2 separate regions of the Homo sapiens genome follow, and region 2 is linked to region 1. Evidence: chromatin loops called from intact Hi-C (ENCODE). Cell type or tissue: PC-9. All regions are shown on one strand. Links, peaks and the distances in the headings refer to the core of each region. The heading gives the core; the rest is flanking DNA.

Region 1 (5,390 bases), core at 1-5,000:
AGACTAGTCAAGCTGAAGGGACATTAAGGGGCTGTCTTTTTCAAAGCTTCTGTATCATATCCTCTAAACATTACCTCATCACATTGTTGAGGATGTTAAATGAGACATAGAAAGCTCTAACAAAACACACAAAAAAGTTATTTTTTAAAAATCCCATATCTAGATCAATGAGTATGTGTGATAAGGACAGCTTTCAATATTAGAATCTTGATTCAGGAAAAATTTTTTCCGTTTGGCCAAATATTTCCATTTGGCCAAAAAAAAATTATCTGCAGCGTTGCCTATGCAATGAATTATGTATCTTTTTTCCTAATGTATTCTATTTTGTTCTGTATTTGCAGACCACATGTGACTCTAAATATAACAAGGAATCTTGATGATCTAGCAAGATAAAGCATTACATAATTTGATCAGTGAACTATTGTAGACTGAATGAAGGTACACATTGAAGACATGGAAACCAGTATCATTTGAAGGGAAGATGTGAGGTGTTTGAAGGAAGATAAATACAGAGAGGATGTGACAGAATAAGAAAGAGATTAAGATAGAATAAAACTAAGTCAGGTTTAGTTTAGCAGAGTCCAGTATAAATTTGAGACAATCACCGACTGGCTACACCCTCCTGGGGTAACTGAACTTCAAAAGCTCTAGAGAGAAATCTTCAGGTAGTTAAGCACACGTCAAGTGAAAGGCTTGCTGCTTATGTACATATGTATGGTCACAGATTTCTCACATTAGCTATGGGAGAGCAAGTAGCCAATTAAGTACTAGGATGAGAATCTAGATCAAAAGGAGAAATGTGATGTCAGGAAGGTTTCTTAAGTTGGTTTAGCTATTTCAACAGAATGGAATTACACGACGCCACCACTTGCCCAAAGTTAGCCTTTGGGTCAGGGCTTTCCTCACTATAGTCCCTTCCATGGTCAACAGAAAGATGTTACAGGATGGGGGTCCCGATCCAGGCCCCAAGAGAGGGTTCTTGGATCTTGCACAAGAAAAATTCAGGGTGACTCTATAAAGTTAAAGCAAGTTTATTAAAGTAAAGGAATAAAGAATGGCTACTCCATAGGGCAGCCCCAAGGGCTGCTGGTTGCCCACTTTTATAGTTATTTTTTGATGATATGGTAATCAAGGGGCGGATTATTCATGCCTCCCCTTTTTAGACCATATAGAGTAACTTCCTGACATTGCCATGGCACTTATAAACTGTCATGGTGCTGGTGGGAGTGTAGCAGTGAGGACGACCAGAGGTCACTCTCGTGGCCATCTTGGTTTTGGTGGGTTTTGGCAGGTTTTGGCCAGCTTCTTCACCTCAACCTGTTTTATCAGCAAGGTCTTTATGACCTGCATCTTGTGCCACTTCTTATCTCATCCTGTGACTTAGAATGCCTTAACCATCTGGGAATGCAGCCCAGTAGATCTCAGCCTCATTTTACCCAACTCCTGTTCAAGATGGAGTTGCTCTGGTTTCACACACCTCTGACAGAATCTTACTTTTCAGTGAAATATTTTACGAATCCTATCCTCTATGAAATGGCCAGTGTCCTTGGTTTTGTCACTTTCAAAATCATGGGAACTATCATGGAAACAGATGCAAAGATGAGGAAATTGTGCCTAAAGAAAAGGGGACATTATTTTATTAATATTATCCACAACTGGTGTCTCATTATAGTGAAGCTTCATCTGTAAGCTCTTCCTCTGTATTCTAACTTCCTGGAGCTTTAGATACACCTATGAGCTCCCATCATCTTCATATAAGATTAAATTTTCAACATAAAATTAAGAAAGAAATATATATATATTCTGTGTTCACCATCTTTCAATCATAGATTTCCAGCAATATTTTCTGTTTATAGGATTTAAGGAGACTTGTACTATCTCAAGTTCATGCATGTCAAGAAAATTAGGAAAGCCACTATGAGAGGCAAACCACAGTGAGACACCAAGCAAAAGTTTTATAGATGTATAGTCCATTAAATTTTAGCAAAGATCACATTGAGAGATTTTCAACCTTCTGAATTACGAATGACTCATTTTTGTGCCTGACCAAATTCCAAAAAGTAGGTCACATATTCTGACAAGCCTCTTAGGGAGAGTTGATAAATTTTCATTTAATGGTCACATTAAGTGCAATATTACTCATTGCTATATTTCATTTAATTAATTGAGGTTAGTACACGTCTAAGTTTGTCCAAACCTACTTAGCTTGAGTCTATCTGGTCATAGATTTTGAAACCTGTGGTAGGTAGAATTTTAAGATGATCCCTTGACCTTCAGCCCCTACTGCTACTCCTATGATTATGACTGTATTACCTTATATGACAAAAAGAGGGAGATTACCTTAGTGAACCTTTTTTTAACCATATGAGCCCTTTAAAAGCAGAGATTTCTCTGCCTGAGGGAAGAAGAGGAATTTGTAGAGACTGGAAGCACAAGAATAATTCTAGACATTGTTTCTAGCCTTAAAGGTGGAGGGAATCCATGTGCAAGGACCAGTTAGTAATCTCTAGAAGCTGAGAGCAACTTCTGACCTGATTACCAGCATGGAAACAGAGATCGCAACCCTCTATCTGCAAGGTAATAAATGCTGCCAACAATCTTAATGAGCGTGGAAGCAGGTTCCCCCCGACCTCCCAGAGCTTCCAAATAAGAGTTCAGCACAGCTAACTTCTTAATGCTACCCTTGTGAGACCCTAAACAAGAACCCATCTGATGAAAGCTGGACTTCTGATATACAGAACTTGAGATAATAAACTTCTGCCTTTTTAAGATGCTAAGTTTGTAGCAATTTGTTGCTCAGAAATAGAAAGTACAGAACCAGAAGCTTAAATTAAAACAGTGTCTTCCAATAAAATAGACAGTATTCACAAAATGATATTTGATACTTATTTAAAAAGGAATATTTGCTTATTTTGTTAAAGAGGAAACTTTTAAGCATAGTTTTTACCCTGTTCTTATACTGTTTGCCTCACATTTTTTGTTATGCTGTCAACATTTTTCTTTTCTTTTTAGCAAAATCCTGTGTTAGTGAACATCTTAGAAAAAAAATTCTTAATGAACAATGAGGATTGAATTTCCAGCAATACTGCTGTGCTTCCTCACAAAGTATTCATCTCCTCTTTATCTTTGTCATTCTTTGACTCTAAGACCTGATAGAAAAGTTTGTGAAAAATAAAGTTGTTTGGTTTCTATTACAACCAGTCAGGTGACAGTTCCAACCACATAGAGCAGGTGTGTGAGGCTGTGTTGCATAGAAGTAGGTCTCATGGGTTTCTGAGTAGATCTGTCCAGAAGTTATTTAAAAGGTATATTTTAGGTACTTTCTGAAAGTATCATGAATGCTCAGCAAGCTCTATTTTCACAGGAGAGCTACCCAAGGCTAATGGCACTTGATCTAGCCAGCTTCTACCACTCTTAAAACCACAGTCTTTCTCTTGTCATCCCTATTTTTGAGTAATGTCTACCATTTTCCATTAACCAGACTCAAAGCCTCGGGATGATCTGAGGCAAAAGTTTTGACATTGACTATATTTGATTGTCCTCTGATGGATACCATATGTTTCTGTTAAAGTGAGCCACAAAAGATATTTCTATGCAAGATTTGGAGGGTGGACACGAAGCACCAGACTTTTTGGCTCACACAGAATGTTGCCGATCTGTTGTTTCACATCACTGGTATGAAAAACAACCAAGGCTGCCACTGCTTCTTCTTTCCCTGGATTCTACTTTGGCTTCTCCAACTTTGAGACCATGTGTGTGTGTGTTTAGCTTTATGACAAAGAGCCCTGGCTTCTATAGGATACCCATTGCACCTAGGTCAGAGGCCAGAAGAACTGACACGGAAGAACTGGCAGGCTCCAGCTTCTGCTTTGGGTATCAGCTGTTGTTCTCTCCTGCCTCACCCTCAGTTCCCTTCCTCACTGCCTGTTGTGTAGACTTCAGCCTCCAGCAGCAGATTTGCAGAAACCACTTACTGTCAACCATAATTGTTAAGGATGCTGCAGAAGGGAAGGGAATTAACTCTTCTATATGAGGCTGAATAAAAATAAACATTACATAGCGCAAAAGAAGTAAAAGGCTGTGTCTGGACTAGCATCTGGAAAAGCAGTTTCCCTGTGCAGTAGTTTTATAAGGGAGTGAGAAAAAGAAAGAGGAAAGGCTGACACCCTATTCTGGCTGTGCATAGAAAAACAAGCTGGGTAGGGTGGAAGAGGTGTTATCTCCATCACTCATTCCCAACAGCCTGGCAAAATGGCTACTTTAATGAGAGTGAAAAATATGAGCCCATAGGGAACAATAGCAACAAGGTGGAGAGATATATATGCATATTATGTTATTTTATATATGTATTATATATGCATATATGTATATTATAAATACCCACATATATGTATTTTTATATATACATATATACATGTGTGCATATATATGTGTCTATATATATACACGTGTGTGTATATGTGTGTGTATACATAAACACACACACACATATCTATCTCTCTCTCTACATATATAGAGAGAGATATTATCTACCATTTTGGGGATAGATATCTATTCATGTCAACTCCAGAGTAGACAGGTGAACTTGCTTTGACTAAAGACATTTGGACAAAAGTGGCTTACATCATTTCTAGGAAGAAACTGCATCAGCCTGAACATGATTTGTCATTTATCTCTATTCTCTCTAGTACAACAAAAGGTAATTTCCAAGACTTCGAGAATGTTTTCTCTCAACTTTGAAACTCTTCCTCTTCTCTCTTACAGTTAGGCCTCTGACTTGGTCTGTTTGAGGTTTACTATTCAATTGAAGCATGCCTAAGTTACCTAGCATCAGCTCACTCTACATGCCCTCAACTACTGAAATGCACCTTCATCTTCACATTTTTCAAGTAGGAGGGAAAGAGGATGTGAACAGCCCTCACAATGAAGAGGCGAAAACTTGTCTGAAAGGTAGAAAGTTGGCAGTACCAACTGGTTAATTGAAGCTTGAATGCCAAGTTTCAAGTTCTTGAAGGCTAAGAAAGCCTTTCTTATTGGTTAATGGGGAGCAAGTGAGGATAATCCTCAAGGCATCTCAAAATCTGTGCTCATCTGCCATGTCCTCCTGAACTTTTGCCTCTGAGGGTACACAAATAGTCTCTCTCTCTCTCTCTATATATATATATATATACACACACACACACATATACACATATATCTCTATACACATACATATAAATGTCTATATACGTGTATATACACGTGTATATACACGTGTATATACGTGTGTATATACATGTGTATATACACGTGTATATACATACGTGTATATACATACATATGTGTATAGTTGGCTCATGCAATATGCACATATATGTGTATATACCCACATAAACATCTACATAGATATT
Region 2 (5,390 bases), core at 82-5,081, 72 kb after region 1:
ATTGGTGAAGAGATAAAGGAGAGAACTCACCCTACCCCGTATCTAATTATTTTCAGCAGCCCTGCAGGCGTGTGGCCCAGGAAAATCACAGCAGAGAGGCAGAAAATGAAGTTATACAGACTTGCTCCATCTCACCTGTGCACTGTAGTGAAACATGCTTAGCTGCGTCCCTTCTGGACCCTTACAAAGTAGAGTTGTCTGCTACCTGCTGTGAAGGTCAGCATTTGCTGCTACTCTAGAACATAAGCCCAGCCTTGTTGAAAGTCAAGAGTTGGCCAGTGTCTTATTCATCTATTTCGCAAATAACTCATTGGGTAAGGTAAGGCTGTGAGTGAGTCTAGGTATGGATGGATGAATCAAACCAGAATAGCTCATTCCTTCCTAGCAGAGAAGAAAAGAGCTGACTGTATTATATAATTCTGAAAATTCTGTGCAGTCAGTTCTAAAATTACCTAAGAGAGAGCAGCTTTTATATTACATTTTATATGTGAAATACATGCCAAAAGAGGAAGCAATGACAGAAGGGTGAGACTAGAAGACCCACAGGGTAACCAAGGCATAGTGAGTACAGGAAAGATGGGAGACAGTAGACAGATAGGCAAGAAATCAAGTCACAGAACCTGAGGCTGAAGTGCCACCTCTTGCCAGTGTGTTCTAGTCAATAGTGCGGGCTATCATAAGTGTCTGTTACCAACACTAGTTAAAATTTGTGAATGACTGACATTTAAATTGAAAGCAGACTTCAGTGAATACCTAAAATCTCTTTAATGGACAGCACATTTGGTTGCCCTGTCTCGAAGAGGGAAAAATGGACCCACTGAGAATTGCCAATAGGGGACTGTTCCTCAAAAGTGCATCTGTCATGGGCACTCCATGGAGAAAAACGTTGAGAACTGCTACTTTGCACAACATATACTCTGCCCAGGGCCCTCATGAACTGCTTGCTTATCCTGATATATAACCCCAGAGAGTTGAATTCACGTAGAACTCTATATATGTTTACGGGCTATAGAAGCCACTACACAAACATATGCTGAACCTAGGTAACCATATGCATGTCCACATAATCCTCCAAAATGCATTTCATATGTCAATTCTGGGTGGGAAAAGGGCTATGGGAAGACAGAAGTAAGGTGTCTAAGAAGACAGAAATGTGGAAAGAATAAAATGCAAAGGACCTTAAGGTGATTCAAAGTCAGGCTCAATAGCCTAAAAGGCATGAACAGAGACAGCACATGAGCCTATTAGTGTAAGCCTTTACTAGAGCCTCATGGTACCCTTTGATGCCATGTGCTATAAGAAAATTTGGTTAAAGCAAAACTAAAGGTGTCTCTCCATAGGACTTGCAGATTTGGGGCAGATATGAAAGATGGGAAAAGTAAAAGACACCAATCTGCCCTATCTAGAGGTTTCACATCTTTGGGGAAGCAAAACTCTTATTACACAGGGAATGTGAATCTTTAGAAACACCCATGAATGCCTATGAAAACGGGATGGGAGATTCTAGGTAGAGCACTCTTCCAGGAAAAAGAGAGTGATAGGGCCAGGAAAGAAAGTAGGGTACAATTAAAAAGGTGGGGGTTATGAGGGAAGGATGCTAAACCAGCCAATGAGAATCTTAAGACACTCCCCGGCTCAAGGTCCCAAGGAGTTGTTAATGACTTGGTGGGTTATCTGTGCTTGACATAGTCATTGTCAGAAAGGTAACTGGAGAGAACAGTAATTAATCAAAATAAAGTACACTTGAGTGGTACAATTTAAGGCATGGTGGCTCCTGAGACAAATTTAAATGGACAGAATTCTTTCCAATTTGAGAGCTCCAGGCTGACAATTACCAACCCTCATTATACTTTCATTTACTTTCTTCCCTTCCAATTGTTTTGTTTTTGTAGTTGTTCTCATCAAAGGTCCAATTTCTCTGGATTCATTCTAATTCCTCTGTTCATTACCATTTCTATCACTCTATCGAGAGATTTTAAGGCTTAGCAGCTATTTCCTTATATCAATTTTCTACATCAGTTTTTGGCGTGAGAAGGCAGACAGCAGAGAAACCTAATAACATGAGATTGACTCATAGCTGAATGTTGAAATGGTTTACTTGAACACTGGCCACTTTTGTCATCATTGAAAGGTCACACAAAAAGAAACACATTTTAATTTATTACAAGGGGAAAAGCCTGCTGGCACTGACTCATTCTGGAAAGCTATACCTGTCCAGCAGTTCCAAGGAGTTCGGCAAAACAGAGGGTTCAGGGAAAAGGAGGTCAGATTCCAGATCAGAAAGGACTCTTAGTTGTAAATAAGTTTCTCACTAGTTTCGCTAGTAGACAGAAATTTATTAAGCAATATAGGTAGCACACAGACCTTTCAGGAGGATCAAGAACTACCCTTGGACACTGTACAGCTAGGTTACATGCCCAAGTCCCACTGGCAGGTGGCTGCAGTAAAATCTGGTTGCTGCCATCAGTGGCAGGGACACTTGAGCTTGCATTATTGATGCTGGGTGGGAATCCTCTGTGAGGACTGCTCCAATGGCCAACAAGAAAAGAGAGTATCTCTGCCACATGGATTTCTACTTTTGCAGCTCTCTTGCAAAATGAAATTTTGGTCAGATACATGTGGATGATGAAGCTGAGGTCATATGCTAAGCTCCAGCTGAAAAGGAAGTGGGAAAGTGAGTTCCCAGCTTATATCTTGAGGACGTGGGACTCTTAAGATGGAAAATTCTCACATATGAGAAACATTCAAGAGATGCTAGGTATCTAAAACTATATACTAAATGTCCACTACAGTAGGAGACTTTAGATAACTCAAGGTCTTTAAATACTAATAAAAAAATATCAAAGAGTGTATCACATGTCTGTGCTTACCATCACTAATTGGTTTCTCTGAGAGAACAGTATGCATATTGTTATATTATGATTGTGTGTGTGTGTGTGTGTGTGTACATATATGTGTGTGGGTGGGTAGATAGAGAGAGAAAGAGAGAGAGAGAGGTTTTCATTCCATGGTTCCTGGCTTATAACTCCCACAACCCTTGGTACAAGGGGTGCTTTAGGCCTCAGGAACAGGCCTCAGGAACCAGAATCTCTCCCTCTCTCTCCCTCCTGTCCCTCTTTCACCTGCCCACCTTCTTTAATCTGATTGTGGGTCAACAGACCTTCATTCCAGAGAGAGTTTTGCCCCACACCCTAGAGGAAGGAATGCTTCACAGACAGGACAAGAAAAACCTGAACAGATGGGCCTTGCTGGGTTTAGATCATGTGATTTTTGCCTAATCACACTTTCACATGGTCATCAATCGAGCCTATGTAATGAAGCCTCTGTGAAAACCCCAAGAGGACAGCGTCAGAGAGCTTCCAGATAGCTGAGCATGTGGACCTACCTGGAGGGTGGTGCACCCAAGGAGGGCATGCAAGCTCTGCTCTCCTTCCCCCATACCTCACCTTATGCATCTCTTCACCTGTATCCTTTGTGACATCCTTTATAATAAACCAGTAAACATGTTTCCCTGAGTTCTGTGAGCCACCCCAGCAAATTAACTGAACCCAAAGAAGGGGTCATGGGGACTACAACTTGAAGCTCATTAGTCAGAAGTTCTACAGGCCCATATTTGCTACTGGTGTCTGAAGGTAGGGGGAACAGTCTTGGAAACAATGCTATCAACCTGTGGGATCTGACACTATCACCAGGCAGATAGTGCCAAAATTAAATTGGAGGACACCCAGCTGGTGGTGCCCACTGCTTGGTGTGTGGGGGAAAAAAACCCACACCTTTGGTCAGAGAAGTCCACTTGTGTGTTGATGATTGCTATGGTGGTGTGAGGGCAGAGGAAAAACACAGATTGAGAGAGCTTTTTCCTCAACACATATACATGATGAAATATATGCATATATTCTAGTACCCAGTAACAACGAAACTGGTCATCTCAGAACTCCTGCTTCTTTTAAAGCTATAACTAGGCTTACAGATCCTCTGATTCAGCTACTTCACCTGATTAGTGTGTGGAGACTGGATGAATTGGCAGAGATCACCCAAATTATCAGTGGCAGAACTGGAACGATGCAATTATACGTGCTCAACACGACTTTCATATTTGCATTTCCTGGGAAATCATTGCTGGTTGAATCAGTCTGCCTATTAGAGTCTATTTTCATTTCCATCAGCTCTAGAATTCCAAAATATCCGTTACTTGGATGAATATCCTGCTCAAACCTACCTTTAGCTATACTATTTGCCCCTTGTATGAATAGTTCTTTCTCCAACCAAGTATGATCTGTGCTAGGCCCCAAATTGTCCACACACTGCTATGCTTTTGAACTATCACTTGTGCTGTTCCCTCTGGCTAGAATATTCTTCCACATTTTCTTATTGAAAATAGTCTACTAGTTCTTGGAAGGTAAATCAAGTACAACCTTATGTCTATTCCAACACACCAGACCCAGCTTAGTAAAAATTTGTGTGTTACATTGTATCACTATCATTAATTTACACATACGCCTCCTTCAAAGTATGAGTAACATTGCCTTCTTTGAATCCCTAGTAACTAAAATAGTGTTTTATTTGTAGGGTCCTATGAATGTTTGATGAATGAGTGATGCTATCCCTTAGGTTCATACTGAATGTGAAACACCCTCAGAACAAGACTCTGGATACTATGGAAATACATTAATATTAAATATATTGTGAATGTGATTTTGGAAACATCTTTTTTACTGACCTATTGACATGTCAAGGATTATTAGAATAAGCTTTCAATGTACTTAATTTTGGGGGATATCTTAATTTAAGGCTCCCTTTTAAACATTGCCAATAGTATTGGTTGAAAAATTAAAATATAGTTTATCATGTGAATTTGAGTTCTCTCAAGGCTATATTCTAGTTTATTTTTTGAATAAAACTAGTATATATTCGAAACTCTTGTAGTGGGAATCCAGACATGTATTGTTAAACTGAGGTTTTGTATCCAGGATGTGGATGAGCGAAACGAATGTGTCAGTGGTGCAAGCCTTTGATATAATCTTAATTGGAGAAATTGCCGAGTCAACCTTTCCATTCCAGTTTGACTCTATAATTATATTGCAAAATACAAGGGATTCAATTTCCTAGGCCAAATTAATACTATAAAGAAAGTGACTGATGGAGATGCAAGATGGCTGACTAGAGGCAGCTAGGGTACACCACTCTCACAGAGAGGAAACAAAGTGGTGAGTAAATAGCAGCTATTCAAAAGGAATCATCTAAGGGACCAGTCAGGATTCGCAGAGGAAGTGAGAGGACCCACAGAGAACAGAGAGGAGCCAAACTGGGCAATGGTGCATTGGGGTCTGAAGTGGAGCTAGGAGAAGCTCCCTGGCACAGGCAAAGGGTGAGTGAATGCAGATTCCCAG

The links. A loop is a pair of places that touch in the nucleus more often than their neighbours do. Peaks named below come from ENCODE experiments on the same cell type or tissue, not always from the same donor. Only the 100,000 strongest peaks of a DNase experiment are listed, where the experiment ranks them.
Region 2: it touches region 1 in a loop (3-fold over the local background); 1 of 110 quality-filtered maps calls a loop at or near these places.

The regions. Positions count from the first base shown.
Region 1 is chr5:13,304,432-13,309,821 of GRCh38, forward strand. No RefSeq gene overlaps it. Among named protein-coding and RNA genes, the nearest start is that of LINC02220, 270 kb to the left of the region's middle. In PC-9, for the core only: no CTCF peak of the experiment used is centred there; no DNase peak of the experiment used is centred there.
Region 2 is chr5:13,376,141-13,381,530 of GRCh38, forward strand. No RefSeq gene overlaps it. Among named protein-coding and RNA genes, the nearest start is that of LINC02220, 350 kb to the left of the region's middle. In PC-9, for the core only: no CTCF peak of the experiment used is centred there; a DNase peak (open chromatin) is centred at 2,151; H3K27ac peaks cover 1,357 bases.